Regions from separate parts of the Homo sapiens genome. Here region 2 is linked to region 1. Evidence: chromatin contacts called from ENCODE Hi-C or POLR2A ChIA-PET data. All regions are on one chromosome and are shown on one strand. Each heading gives the region's core, a stretch centred on a gene start or an enhancer-like site at or near the end of the contact. The rest is flanking DNA. Distances are from core to core; before and after follow the strand shown. Region 1 overlaps LONP2 (lon peptidase 2, peroxisomal). Region 2 has its middle 76 kb from the start of N4BP1.

Region 1 (7,040 bases), core at 568-3,067:
TATATACCAACATGATATTTTCACCTCAACGTTAGACCACCGCCTGATTTTAGAAGTTTGGACATAGCATACTGCCTAGTATCCCATCAAATGCAATGGATTTAGCACAGAAAGTGTTACTCTCTAGATCTATTTTTTTTTTTTAATAATCTTGGCTTATTTGTAAAATCCAATTAGCTCTAACAACACTACAAACCCCTGAAGCTTAGTACCAATGAGCCAGTGCCTAAACTCTTGTCTCTGAAACCCATATTCCTCAACAGCAACCTTAGTTCCTTGGAAAATTATAAATTCTTATTTGTCCTGAGCTACTAATACAATCAAAGGAAAGGTAAGAATGAACAAGATGAAACAAGACTTTAAATACTGAAAATGCAAAACCGAATCCAAACTTCTAACCCCTATCTGTGCAACCTGGGTCTTTGATAAGAAATCAGCTCAAGTTTGATGGATATTCTACAGTATAAACTTCAATGCGGGCTTAGAAAAATTCTTTTTTTTTTTTTTTTTTTTGAGACAGAGTCTTACTCTGCTGCCCAGGCTAGAGTGCAGTGGCGTGATCTCGGCTCACTGCAACCTCCGCCCCCCAAGTTCAAGCGATTCTCCTGCCTCAGCCTCCCGAGTAGTTGAGATTACAGGCCCCTGCCACCATGCCTGGCTAATTTTTGTATTTCAGTAGAGATGGGGTTTCACCATCTTGGCCAGGCTGGTCTTGAACTCCTGACCTCGTGACCCACCCACCTCGCCCTCCCAAAGTGCTGGGATTAAAGGCGTGAGCCACCACGCCTGGCCAAAAAATTCTTACAGGCACACGCACAAAAAATAATCTGTGTCAGCTAGCCTTCAAGATGGTGCCCAGATATCCCATCCCCATGGAGTTAGTGCCTCCCATATCATACCAGGGTTGGGCTGTGTGACCAAGAGAATATGGCAATAGTGATGGGTATAAAAGACTGCAGTTTTGTCTTGATTCTTACTCTCCCTGCTTCTCTCACACATCATTCCCTCTGGGAGAAGCCAGCTGTCACAGCCTTGCCCTAGGGAGAGACACATTACCTCTTACCAGAGATAAGAAACTGAAGGCTCTGGCCAAGTCAGCAAGGAACTGAGGTCAGCTAACAGCCATGTCAGTGGGCTATATAATATAAAACTATATTAATTTTATATTAAAACTAATATAAAATCCAAAAGATAGGAAGATCCTGTAACAAGTAGAAGACTGTTCCAAGAAGACAAAGACAGGAATTTAGCAAAAAGTTACACAAAGCACAGAGGTTACTTTTTATTTTTTTTGAGAGAGTCTTGCTCTGTCATCCAGGCTAGAGTGCAGTGGCTTGATTTTTGGCTCACTGCGACCTCCACCTCTTGGGCTCAAGTGATTCTCCTGCCTCACCCTCCCAAGTAGCTGAGATTACAGGCACCCACCACCATGCCCAACTAATTTTTTCTATTTTTAGTAGAGACAGGGTTTCACTGTGTTGGCCAGGCTGGTCTCGAACTCCTGGCCTCAAGTGATCTGCCTGCCTCGGCCTCCCAAAGTGCCAGGATTACAGGCATTAGTCACCATGTCTGGCCACAGAGGTTACTTTCTAAACATTAAATTTAGCATTTTCTGTTAACATAAATGCACTCATGGCCGTAGACGAGAATGGATATGTTTCAGATTTGGAGAAGAATAGTCAAAAAAAAAAAAAGCTGAAAGGATCAAAAGCACTTGATTCTCTTGCAGAGCCAGCTTCCTGTTTTGGTTGAGGAAGGAGCTGCACTTAAAATAACTAGCATAAAGCATGCTTAGGGCTTGCAAAGTCAATGGCAGGAAGCCACAACAAAGAGCTCTGAAAGCAGCCCAACAGAAGGCTGATTCCTCCTGGAGAACTGCATCCTGAGAAAGGCTAAGAGAAGAGGCGCTTGCATAGTCAGTGAGTGGGAACGAACACAAGCCCATCAGCATGTGGCTCTCCTCTGTGACACTCTGACCCCTTGGCTCTAGGTATACTTGCTTACGTGGCAGGATACCTTTCTCCCACTCACCACATTCTTGCCAATAGTTAAAGGTGTGGTAAAGTGGGAGAATGAAAGTCAATGAATGAAAAGAACTAGTGCTGTAAAATTCAAATATTTTATTTTGATGAATTTTATTTTCTTTCTTTTTTTGAGGCAGAGTCTTGCTCTGTTGCCCAGGCTAGAGTGCTGTGGTGTGATCTCGGCTCACTGCAATCCCCGCCTCCCAGGTTCAAATGATCCTCCCATCTCAGCCTCCCAAGTAGCTGGGACTACAGGTGTGTGCCACCACGCCCAGCTAATTTTTGTATTTTTAGAAGAGATGGGGTTTCACCATGTTGGCCAGGCTGGTCTCAAACTCCTGACCTCAAGTGATCTGCCCTCTTCAGCCTCCCAAAGTGCTGGGATTACAGATGTTAGCCACCACACCTGGCTTTTGATGCATTTTAAATTGAGGTTGTCTGGAAAGCAAGCCCTAAGCATGCTTTATGCTAGTTATTTTAAGTGCAGCTCCTTCCTCAACCAAAACAGGAAGCTGTCCCTGCGAGAGAATCAAGTGCTTTTGATCCTTTCTGCATTTTTTTTTTTTAACTATTCTTCTCCAAATCTGAAAAACCACATCCCGGGAGTACCACATAATAAAAGGATGTATATCAAGGAATTAAGGATGTAATACCTACTTCCTTCCACTACATTAGGTTGATTTCACTGTCCCACCTAAGGCAAATACAGCAGATAAACAACAAATCTCCAAATGCAACTCACACAAAATAGGATCCATATTGAGCTACAAAAATTGTCATTGAGGGAGACAGACTTGTGGTCTAGCCAGCCAAAGCTTTGTGGTCAGCAGGGGGCTCAAGGAATCTATCATAAGAGGACAGGCCTGTCATCACTGACATCAAATCTTATTGCTTATGACTCACCACCCAACCACTAGCCTTTTCTCCAACTTACAGCTTCTCTTTTCCTACAGACTGGAAAATGGATAGCCAAGTTTATAAAGACATGTCTGTTAACCAAGTCAAACAGGCAAAGCATGGTGTTTACTGAGGAATGTTGTGAAGGGATTTATAAATCAAATCACAGTCAAAGTAGGTGGCTACTAAAGATCCTACTCAAATGAGATTTTATAATAGTCAATTATATAGGTAGAAGCCTAAAGCTACAAAACAAAAGCAATGTTTCTTCTTAGTTTTGTTGTTTTTTCCCCCTCTTTTCTTTGGGATTTGAGGTAGAATTGAGTATCACCATAATTCAGAATTGACAGAGTAGATGGTATGTTTAGAATCATAAAACATTTAGTCAAAAGTAATTCTGAAAATTAGAGGTTGTCAAAGCAACTGGGACTTCATTGGCAAAATCCCAATAAAGGAAGAAACCAAAAAGAAGGATCTCAAAAATCTGCACTTAAATCCCCCTCAAGCTGTTGACTAACTCCTAAGTTGAATGTATTCAGGGTGAGTCTTTTAGAAACCCAGGAGAAAGGAGAAGCCAGGATGCTAAAGACCTGATTGGATTTTCATGTGAGAACTCAGAAAGATCATGCTCTAGAAGTAAGGGTCACCCACGAAGGAATAAGAACTACATCCTGGGAGTACCACATAATAAAAATAAAGACTGTATCCCAGTAATAAGACCCAAACTGAAATTGACGAGTCCTGACAAAGCCTAAAACTCAGCCTTGACAGGACAGAGTGACAGGTTGGTACTGTAGTTACCAATCAGAAGAAAATGTAACACTTTTCAGAGGATAATAGTTACAGCCCTTGTATTTTTCATCCAATGTCTGGCATCCAGTAAAAAAATACAAGAAATGCTAAAAAACAGAACAAAAAACTAGAAATCAAGGGGGAAAAAAAGGTAATACAAACAAAACAAACACCAAACATAACTGAATCAGATAATGGAGTGTTAAGGTAGAGATTTTCAAAATAATGACTAGCATGTCCAAGAAAATAGGGAAAAGGAGGGATTAAATAGATAAAAAGATAGAAAATATCAATGGAGAATCTATTGGAGTCCATATATATACAAAGAATCCTGGCCGGGTGTGGTGGCCCATGCCTGTAATCCCAGCACTTTGGGAGGCCAAGGTGGGTGGATCACTTGAGGTCAGGAGTTCAAGACCAGCCTGGCCAACATGGTGAAACCCCGTCTCTACTAAAAATACAAAAATTGGTCGGGTGTGGTGGCGGGCGCCTGTAATCCCAGCTACTCGGGAGGCTGAAGCAAGAGAATCACTTGAACCTGGGAGGTGAAGGTTGCAGTTAGCCAAGGTCACGCCACTGCATGCCAGCCTGAGCAACAGGGCGAGACTCCGTCTCAAAAAAAAAAAAAAAAAAAAAGAATCCAATGGGCTGGGCGCGGTGGCTCATGCCTGTAATCCCAGCACTTTGCACTTTGGCAGGCAGAGGAGGGCAGATCACCTAAGGTAAGGAGTTCGAGACCAGCCTGGCCAACACGGTGAAACCCCGTCTCTACTAAAAATACAAAATTAGCTGGGTATGGTGGTACACGCCTGTAATCCCAGCTACTCAGGAGGCTGAGACATCAGAATCGCTTGAATCCAGGAGGCAAAGGTTGCAGTAAGCCAAAATCGTGCCACTGCACTTTAGCCTGGGTGACAGAGTGAGACTCTGTCTTAAAGAAAGAAAAAAAAAATATCCAGTGGCCATTCTAAAAGTAAAAAAAAAAAAAAAAAAAAATTACAATATGGTAATTAAGAACTTCATAGGCTTAATAGCAGACCACAAAAAAATAGAAGAAAGCAATAACAAACTGGAATACAGGGCAACAGAAAATATCTAAACTGAATGAGAGAGAAAAATTAACAAACAAAAAAAAAATAGAAAGGAGGATAAGAGACAGTGAAGGGCTCTCTTCTCAGAATCCCAGAAGGAAGAGTAAAAAAATGGGAAGAATATTTGAAAAGATAATGGCCAAAATCTTTCCAAAACCAATAAAAGAGTATACAAATTCAAGAAAGTCAGTGCTATGGTTTAAATGTTTGTCCCCTTCAAAATTCATGTTGAAATTTAACTGCCATTGTAACAATATTAAGTAGTGAGACTTTTAAGAGGTCAGTAGGCCATGAAGTAACAAGTTGCTCTTAGGTTCCTGAAGATTCTGCCCTTATGGGTGAGACTGATATCCTTATAAAAGAGTGAGTTCAGGCCCCCTTCTCTTTCTTTGCCCTTCTGCCATGTGAAGATGCAGCAAGAAGGTTCCTGTCAGAAGCTGGCACCTTGACATTGGACTCTTCAGCCTCCAGAACTGTGAACCAATACATTTCTGCTCATTTAAAATTACCCAGTCTGTGGTATTCTGTTACAGCAACACAGAACGAACTGTCAGCAAATCTCAGGTTGAATAAACAAGTAAAATCACACTTCACCACATGATTGTCTGACATGTCTGTTAACAAAGTCAAACAGGCAAGGCATAGTGTTTACTGGAGAATGTTGAGAATTAAATCAGGGTCAAACTGGACAGTTTCTGAGAATCCTACCGAATTGTCATTTTATAATATTAGGTGATGAGGGGTGACCTAAAGCTACAAAGCAAAGCCTATGTCAGTTGGTAATTTCTTCATAGGCTTTTATCCTGCTTACTTTGTCTATTATCATTATTTCTATTCAGCATTTCCCAGGAGGTCCTAGACAACATATTAGGGAAGAAATTAAATAAAAGGTATAACGTTGGAAAGGAAGAAGTAAAAACTGACATCTGCATTTGTGATTACAGGATGGTAGATGCAGAAAATCCAAAAGATTCCACAAACAATTATGATTAATAAGTGAATGTGGCAAGTTTGTTGAACAGGAGGCCAATATTGCATTGTCATACACTACCAACAAAAAATTAGAAAACAAAATTTTAAGAACGTTATTTACAATAATATACACATAAAGATCAAATACCTAGGAAGATATCTAAAGAAAAATTATGTAAAAGTGTGCCACAGAAAATGATCAAAACTCTTAAAAAACTTATTTAAGAAGATCAGATGGTTGTAGATGTGTGGTCTTATTTCTGAGTTCTCCATTCTATTCTATTGGTCTATGTGTCTGTTTTTGTACTAGTAACCAATGAAGAAAGGATTCTCTATTTAATAAATGGTGCTGGGAAAACTGGCTAGCCATATGCAGAAAACAGAAACTGGACCCCTTCCTTACACCTTATACAAAAATTATTTAATAACTCAAGATGAATTAAAGACTTAAATGTAAAACCCAAAACTATAAAAACCTTAGAAAAAAATCTAGGCAATACCATTCAGGACATAGGCACGGGCAAAGATTTCATGAAGAAAATGACAAAAGCAATAGCAACAAAAGCAAAAATTGACAAATGGGATCTAATTAAACTAAAGAGCTTCTGCACAGCAAAAGAAAGTATCATCAGAGTGAACAGACAACCTACAGAATGGGAAAAGAATTTTTCAATCTATCCACCCGACAAAAGTCTAGTATCTAGAGTCTACCAGGAACACAAATTTACAAGGAAAAAAAAAAACAACCCCATTAAAAAGTGGGCAAGGGACATGAACAGACACTTCTCAAAAGAAGACATTATGTTGCCAACAAACATAGGACAAAGAGCTCAACATCACTGATCATTAGAGAAATGCAAATAAAAACTACAATGAGATACCATCTCACGCCAGTCAGAATGACAATTATTAAAAAGTCAAGAAACAACAGATGCTGGCGAGGTTGTGAAGAATAAGGAATGCTTTTACACTGTTGGTGGGAGTTTAATTAGTTCAACCATTGTGGAAGACAGTGTGGTGATTCCTCAAAGATCTAGAAGCAGAAATACCATTTGATCCAGCAATCCCACTACTGGGTATATAGCCAAAGAAACAGAATGATTTATATATATTCATTGCAGCACTATTCACAATAGCAAAGACATGGAATCAACCCAAATGCGCATCAATGACAGACTGGATAAAGAAAATGTGGTACATGTACACCATGAAATACTATGCAGCCATAAAAAGGAACGAGAGCATGTCCTCTGCAGGGACATGG
Region 2 (6,925 bases), core at 335-2,834, 220 kb before region 1:
CAGAGAACTCGGCCTGGCTCTCGAGCTGTTCCCTGCTGCCGTGGCTCTGTGCCCATCCCACTGCCTCTTCAGTCCCCTGACGGCAGTTCTTTTCCCCAGTTCCCTAGTTGGGCAAATGCCAGCACTGTTCATTTGGAGTTTGACTTTCTGTATACTTCAGAACTGTAACTAAGCATTATTTTATTATGCCTATTTTACAGATGAGGATTTCCTCACCTGTAAAATAGGCATAATAATGCTTTCTACTTCAAGGGTGACATGAGGAATAAACGTGGTGCTTAGAACTGTGCCCAACCCAGAGCCCCGCTCAGTGACTGCTACTGGGGCTCTGATCAGCAGCCCTGCGGACACCTACCTAACTATTCGCCACCCTTCCAGGTCATCCCACACCCCCACCAGCCAGGTCTTATCTCCAAGTGCTAAGCCGTCATCCTCCAGGTTCTGAACGCACTCCTTTATCCCTGTGGTCCAATGATGAGGGTGCTTAGGTTAGGGCCTACATTTCTTTCAGTGCCTCAGCAGGGCCATGGGAAGTCCAGCTGTTCTAGAGAGGGCATTGTTCCTTGAACAAGGCAGGCACTTGGGAGAGTCCCTCGGGTGCCGTCACCAGAGAGAGCACCCGGAGGAAGTGAGCACAGCCACTGCCTGCCTGCAGGGTGCTGAGAAAGCTGAGGCCGGCAACCAGTGTCGTGCCCTCACCACCCATGTGCCCGGCAAGCTTCTGTCTCCTTTAATCCTCACCTCACTCCTAAAGTGCTGCTGTTATTATCTCCATTTTGCAGAGGAGGAAACTGAGGTACAGAGATGCTCAGGAACTTCCATTTCTTCAAGCTAAGATGTCCAGGATTTAGGATTTGAATTCCAATGGGCCATCCCACCTCCCTGAAAGGCAAAGCTGCACCAGAGGTGACTCAGCAGCTGGTATGGCACCTAAGATACCTCCACCCTTCAAGGAAAAGAATTGAGGGCCCATGACAGACCTGGGTCAAGGCTGTCAGTCTTCAGGGCACAGGGAGGCTGCGGAAGGAAGCTGCCTCCCCACTTCCTGCTTGGTGGGCCCGTATCCAGCCCTGTTCCTGCGAGAGGATGCCAAGAGCATATTTTTTTAAAGAAGTTGACCAGTTCTGCAGAAGCTGTGTCAGGAGTGAGCCCATGTATGCATCAGAGCCACCTTGCACTTCATTTCGGGAAACACAGATGAGTTGATGTTGATTGGAAACTGTACGTGGCCTTTTTCCCGGCTCAGGTTCCAATCCCCTACACACCGAGGATGCCAGGGCTGGGGGCATTCACTGGGGAAATGGACTGGGCAGGCAGGGATTTGCCCAGAAACAGAGCAGAAGTACCCACAGCCAGTGCTGGAGCCAAAAGCCCAGAGGCTTAGGGCTTCTTAAACCAGCCCCCTTTCACCCCCTCCTGCCTGGTGGCTTCAGCTCCCAGAGTCACAGGACTCCAAACCGCAGACTCCAGCCTTTGGGGCTTTCCTTCCCCAGCCCCGAGTCCCCAGGGAGCCCTGCTTGGCCCCACAGCCTGAAACCCAGTCTGGGGTCAGGCCTGGGCAGGCCCTGTCCTCCCCTCCTCCCTGCTTCTAGCGAGAAGAGGAGGCGGCGGCCTCCCCCAAAAAGAATGCGCTTGTCTGCCCGCCTGTCTGGCTCCTGGATCAGTCTAAAGTTTCAGCCACCAAAACAGGCAGCAGGAAGAAGAGGGCCTCCCGCAGCCTGCCCCTAGCAGCTGCGCACGTGGGCTTGCTCAGGGGACTTCCCCCAAACCAGGGTGTCTCTCAATGCCAGCAGGACCCTCTCCCCTTGCCAGCCCCTCAGGATCCCTGGCATGTCACACCTCCACTCTGAGAAGGGCTGGGAACCCTTACTTCTTCCCACTGTGTGGCTAAGGGACATGAGGCCCAGCCGGTGAGGGGTGGGGCCCAAACCCCTCATCCCCTCCGGATGCTGCACCTTCCCAGCCCCTCCAGGGTTCCTCCATCCCTGGTCTTGAGCAGCCACTTCATGCAGGGGACAGTGCCAGGGAAGGGAGAGAACAACCAGAATGGCCCTTCTTCTGAAGGCCTCATGCCCAGCCAGCCCGTGGAGTGAGGGCATCACCTGCTCCTGCACTTATTCTCCGTGACCTTGAGAAAGTTACGCAGCCTCTCAAGGCCTCGGGCCCTCATCTGTCAAGGGCTAGTGCTGCTGCCCTCAGAGCTGGTGGTCTGTGACCCTGGCTGTGCACTGGGATCCCCAGGGGCAGCGCTGCCCAGGCCACACCCCAGACCCTAGAGATCAGAATCTGACATCCACGTTTTCTGGTAATCCCAAGTGACCCGGCGTGCCCTCATGGTTGAGAAACACCTCCCTACTAAAGAGTAGTTGCAATGGTTGCAACCAGGACTGAATCCTAAGAAACGGGCCTGGCTCCTGGGAGAGTCCTTCCCATCCTGAGTCCCACGGTGAGGAAGGCACCTTTGCACCCAGGCCGGTGAGTGTTCCCTAGAATACATGTGGCTCCAGCGAGGGTCCCTCAGGGCCTCATCTGACCTTTGGTGGTTTTCAAATCCCAGGCCCTACAGAGGCAGGACACAGAGTGGGGCACGGAGCAGGGGAGGCCAGGACCCCTCCGGCTCCCTCCTGGTTCCTGAGTACCAGTGGGGCTGGCATTGGCATCAGGTGTTTCTCCCGACCTGGCCCCACTGTGTGTCCTCACCTCCTGACAGAAGCTGGCTTAATTACATGTGGGGACAATTTCTGCACAAGAGGGAGGAGAGCAGCTGGTACCCATTGAGCTTGCAAGCTTCTTTCCACAAAGCAGCGCCTTCATCCTCCCCACTGTGCACTCCCTGCAAACCCTGGTCACCATCCCACAGGCACCAGGGACCTGAGAGCCCAGCAGGGCCAGCCACACCGCTGAGAAGGGAAGGAGGAGGCCACCCAGTGGAGAGCCCTCGTTTCACAGTTGCAGTGTGGACAGAGGCCCAGCTAGCTTGGGTTGCCCATGGCCATCAGCTGTTCGGTAAGGCAGGACTGAGTCCAGGTCTTATTCCCACATTTGTTCTTTCCACTGCCTCCCCTGAAGATGAGTTTCTTTTCCCTGTGAGCCTTTTCTAGTTGTCTGACACTCCCAGCTTTAATAAACCCCCACCTCCCCAGCCCAGGAACTCTGGCTTTGAGGACCACCCAGAGCATCTCACACCCGTAGAGGTGGGGACGGTGGAGCGGGACTGCCAGTCACCTGGTCCCTCCCTCCGAGAACTCTGGCTCTAAGAAGGCACGAGGCATAGCTGGAAGAGGCCCTCGTCCACCATTTGGCCTCTGCGGAGGTGGCGTCCATCCCAGACCTTCGAGCACTCCAGCTTATCAGAATTACTATCCCCAGCCCAAACCACCCCTTTGGGGCTTGGAATCCCGGTATCACAGGGACCACAAGGAAGATGGCCATTCATTCATGCCTTGATGTCTACCATCCTCTGTTTATAGCTTCTGCATTCTAAATGTCTGCTGGGATGGGCCACTGTGGAGGCTGACAGCCTCACAGGGCAGGGAAGTCAGAGCCTGGAAGTATAGATGGGGTGGAAGGGAGCTAACTGGGCTGGGGAGGGGTGCTGCGGATGGGAGAGCGCTCGCACAGGGAAACAGAAAATGGAAAAGAAGATTCCGTGGGGGAGCTTTAGAGGAACTTGTAAGTATCTTGGAGCTGGAGAAGTCAGGGAAGAGGGTCTGGCTATATCCTAAGAGATGTATTCTGCCTCCTCTCCCCAGCGTGGAAGGCCAGCTGGGTGCACACTCTCCTCTGGAAAACCCTACCCAAGCCTGCGTTTCTGCACCTTGGAGACAACTCTGGCTCCAGCCTTCACTGACTCTTGTAACAAGAGGGCAACCAGTTAACCTAGCTCTATTCCTGGGGCGTATTAAGGGGATGGCGGGGTCGAGATGGGGGCCTTCGATGTATGGAGGACTCACTGTTCAGCTGCTTCCAATGTCTGTTCTGGAGGGCTCAGCCTGTCAGTAGCACGAGATGGCCCAAAGGTCCTGGTACCAGATGATGGGGCTCAGTCTTCCCAAGACCACTGAGATGAGCCAGCTCCTCTGCAGAACCCACAGTCTGTCTGCACCTCTGGCCTCCATGTGCACCCTCCTTGAAGGGCCAGGACCCAGGGGAAAGTTAGCCCTGCTGCCCAAGACTGCACAGTTCACAGCCTTCTCTGGCAGCAGGAAAATGCATCTGGTTCCTCTTTGGGGAAAAAAAATCAAGTTGGTTTTTCTTTTTGTTTTTTGTTTTGTTTTGTTTTTTTTAATGGAGCACAGTCATTCCTAATCATGACTTAACGTATGTAACTTCTACTCAAGAGGATCCCTTAACTGCCTGGAGTCTCAGTGACCCCTGCCTGTACACTTGGTCACCCTGGTTTGCAAGCGAATACCATTGTCCATTTACATCCAGCAAGCCCTACATAACCAGGGTTGGGGTAGTTCTTTTTCCTTTAGTCAACTTTTTTATTTTTATTTTTATTTATTTATTTATTTTTTGAGGCGAAGTTCTGCTGTGTCATCCAGGCTGGAGTGCAGTGGCACAATCTCAGCTCACTGCAACCTCTGCCTCCCGGGTTCAAGCAATTCTCCTGCGTCAGCCTCTCAAGTAGCTGGGATTACAGGTGCCTGCCACCACGCCCGGCTAATTTTTGTACTTTTTAGTAGAGACAGGGTTTCACCATGTTGGCCAGTCTGGTCTTGAACTCCTGACCTCAGGTGACCCGCCCACCTGTGAGCCATCGCACCAAGCCACAACCTCAATCAACTTTGTATGAATTTTTAAAAGGCTTCACTCTGGAATACTGTGCAGCCACAGAAAAGAATGAGATCATGTATTTTGTAGAAACATAGATGTAGCTGGAGGCCATTATCCTTAGCAAACTAACATGGGAATAGAATACCAAATACCTCATGTTCTCATTTATAGGTGGGAGTTATTAATAAATGAGAAAACTCATGGACACAAAGAGGGGAACAACAGACACTGGAGTCTATTGGAGGGTGGAGGATGGGAGGAAGGAGAAGATTAGGAAAAATAATGCACGACAAACCCCCATGACACAAGTTCCCTTATATAACAAACCTGTACAGGTACCCCTGAACTTAAAAGTTAAATTTGGAAAAAAAAAAAAAAAAAAGGTTGGCCAGGCATGGTGGCTTATGCCTGTAATCCCAGCACTTTGGGAGGCCAAGGCAGGCGGATCACCTGAGGTCAGGAGTTCAAGACCAGACTGACCAATATGGTGAAACCCCATCTCTACTAAAAATACAAAAAAAATTAGCTGGGCATGGTGGCATGTGCCTGTAATCCCAGTTACTCAGGAGGCTGAGGCAGGAGAATTACCTGAACCTGGGAGGCGGAGGTTGAAGTGAGCCGAGATCGTGCCATTGCACTCCAGCCTGAGCAACAGAGCGAGACTCCATCTCAAAGGAAAATAAACGGCTTCACTCATCTTCCTCCTGTACAGGACAGAACAGGACCCTTTTCATTGTATTTTGTTATTTTTAGTTATTTATGTATCTTTAGAGATGGCATCGAGCTACCTACACTGGTCTCTAACTCTGGCCTCAAGCGATCCTCCTGCTTCAACCTCCTAAAGCACTGGGATTACAGGCATGAGCAACTGGGCCAGCCAAGGACCCTTTTTAAAGAGCAGGGAGAGAAAGAGAGACAGAGACGGGGGTGGGGGGTGAGAGGCGTGGAGTGGAGAGAGAGTGTGGAAAGGCAGGGCCAGGGCTCCTGTGCATTGGAACACCTGATTTCCATGGCCGAGGAGAAATCATTGCCCACAGCCTTTGTCATGTTCAGAATTGCCAAGCCCGAGAGCTGGGGGGACCCTGCCTCCCCTAAGGCTTTGACCTCCTGCCAAGGGGAACCTCCAGAGAGCAAATCTATAGAAAACCAACTGGGCACAGCTTTCCAAGAAAAATAGAGCTTTTTTCTTTTCTTTAAAAATTGTATGAAATTGTCAGAATCATATGCCCAGGTGGTGGAGAGAAGTAGCAAAAAGAAGGCAGTTTCATGTTTGAAGTTGGAGTGCTGGAGGAATCGCGGCCAGCTGGCCTGTGCTCGGGATGTCTCTGCAGCCCTCTGCTCCGCTCCCTCTATGGGAGTGTGCTCCTCGCCTGCCCGTCCTGCACTTGGTAATTGCAACCATCTGTTCAGAGTGGAAACTCACACTTCCAGGCCCAGGCACCGCTGCTCTCTGGAGGGTCGTTATAGGGCAGTGAGGGCGGATGTCCCTCCCCGTGTCACCCACAGCCATCTCCTCTCAGTCAAGCACAGCCCAGTTCTGGTTCCAGCTCTGCTGTGGACTCCCTTGGGCTTGCCCCTTCCCTTCTCTGGGTGTCAGGGTCCAAGTGCGCGAACATACGTGAGAGTCCCCACCCGGCTGCTGGATGGGGCGGCTGTGAACCCATGGAGGACTAGGAGAGCACTGTGAGATTTGGGAGAGGCGGTGCTTCAGCATCAGCTCCAGGCCCCCTCTTCCAGGAAGTCTCCCGTGGAGCCCCACCTGAGTACATCAGCCTCTGGCAGCTTGTACTGTCCCTCCGTGCAGCTGTCATTTTTTGGGCAGCTTCTGTGTTCAGTCAGGCACAGGAAGCACATGGCTGTGAGCAACTCGGCATGGCTTCTGCCCTTGTGCAGCTGTGGCTTCAATCACTCAGCTGGCTGGCATCTCCCATTACTCCCACTAGGTTGGGGTACAGGGCAGTGAGCAGGGTCTGCACCTTGAACTTCTACATGTTTCCATCAAGAAACTTTTACTTGCAAGAACAAACACCCTCCCAACCTGGCTGACGCCAGAAGCAAATGTATCAGGAACACCGACAACATCTGCAGAAGCCAGGCCTGGCACCACTGCCGTCACTGCTATCCAGACACCCTCTCCATCTCTGCT

The links. A loop is a pair of places that touch in the nucleus more often than their neighbours do. ChIA-PET counts read pairs that join two places held with the same protein, here RNA polymerase II (POLR2A). Pooled maps may share reads with other maps.
Region 2: a pooled map shows a loop between it and region 1 (2.2-fold over the local background). The contact joins two enhancer-like sites. A Hi-C loop is called at or near these places in 2 of 50 pooled maps. POLR2A ChIA-PET finds 5 or more read pairs at or near these places in 4 of 52 experiments (K562, Panc1, RWPE1 and 1 more).

The regions. Positions count from the first base shown.
Region 1 is chr16:48,313,633-48,320,672 of GRCh38, reverse strand. The region is part of intron 11 of LONP2 (lon peptidase 2, peroxisomal); the gene reads right to left. Among named protein-coding and RNA genes, the nearest start is that of SIAH1, 68 kb to the left of the region's middle. RefSeq lists an enhancer at 850-1,472. Within about 2 kb of position 1,817, at least 12 of the 41 ENCODE cell types and tissues checked have a DNase peak (open chromatin) inside an H3K27ac peak, as active enhancers do.
Region 2 is chr16:48,531,115-48,538,039 of GRCh38, reverse strand. No RefSeq gene overlaps it. Among named protein-coding and RNA genes, the nearest start is that of N4BP1, 76 kb to the left of the region's middle. RefSeq lists enhancers at 406-475, 1,236-1,305, 1,336-1,705. Within about 2 kb of position 1,584, at least 25 of the 41 ENCODE cell types and tissues checked have a DNase peak (open chromatin) inside an H3K27ac peak, as active enhancers do.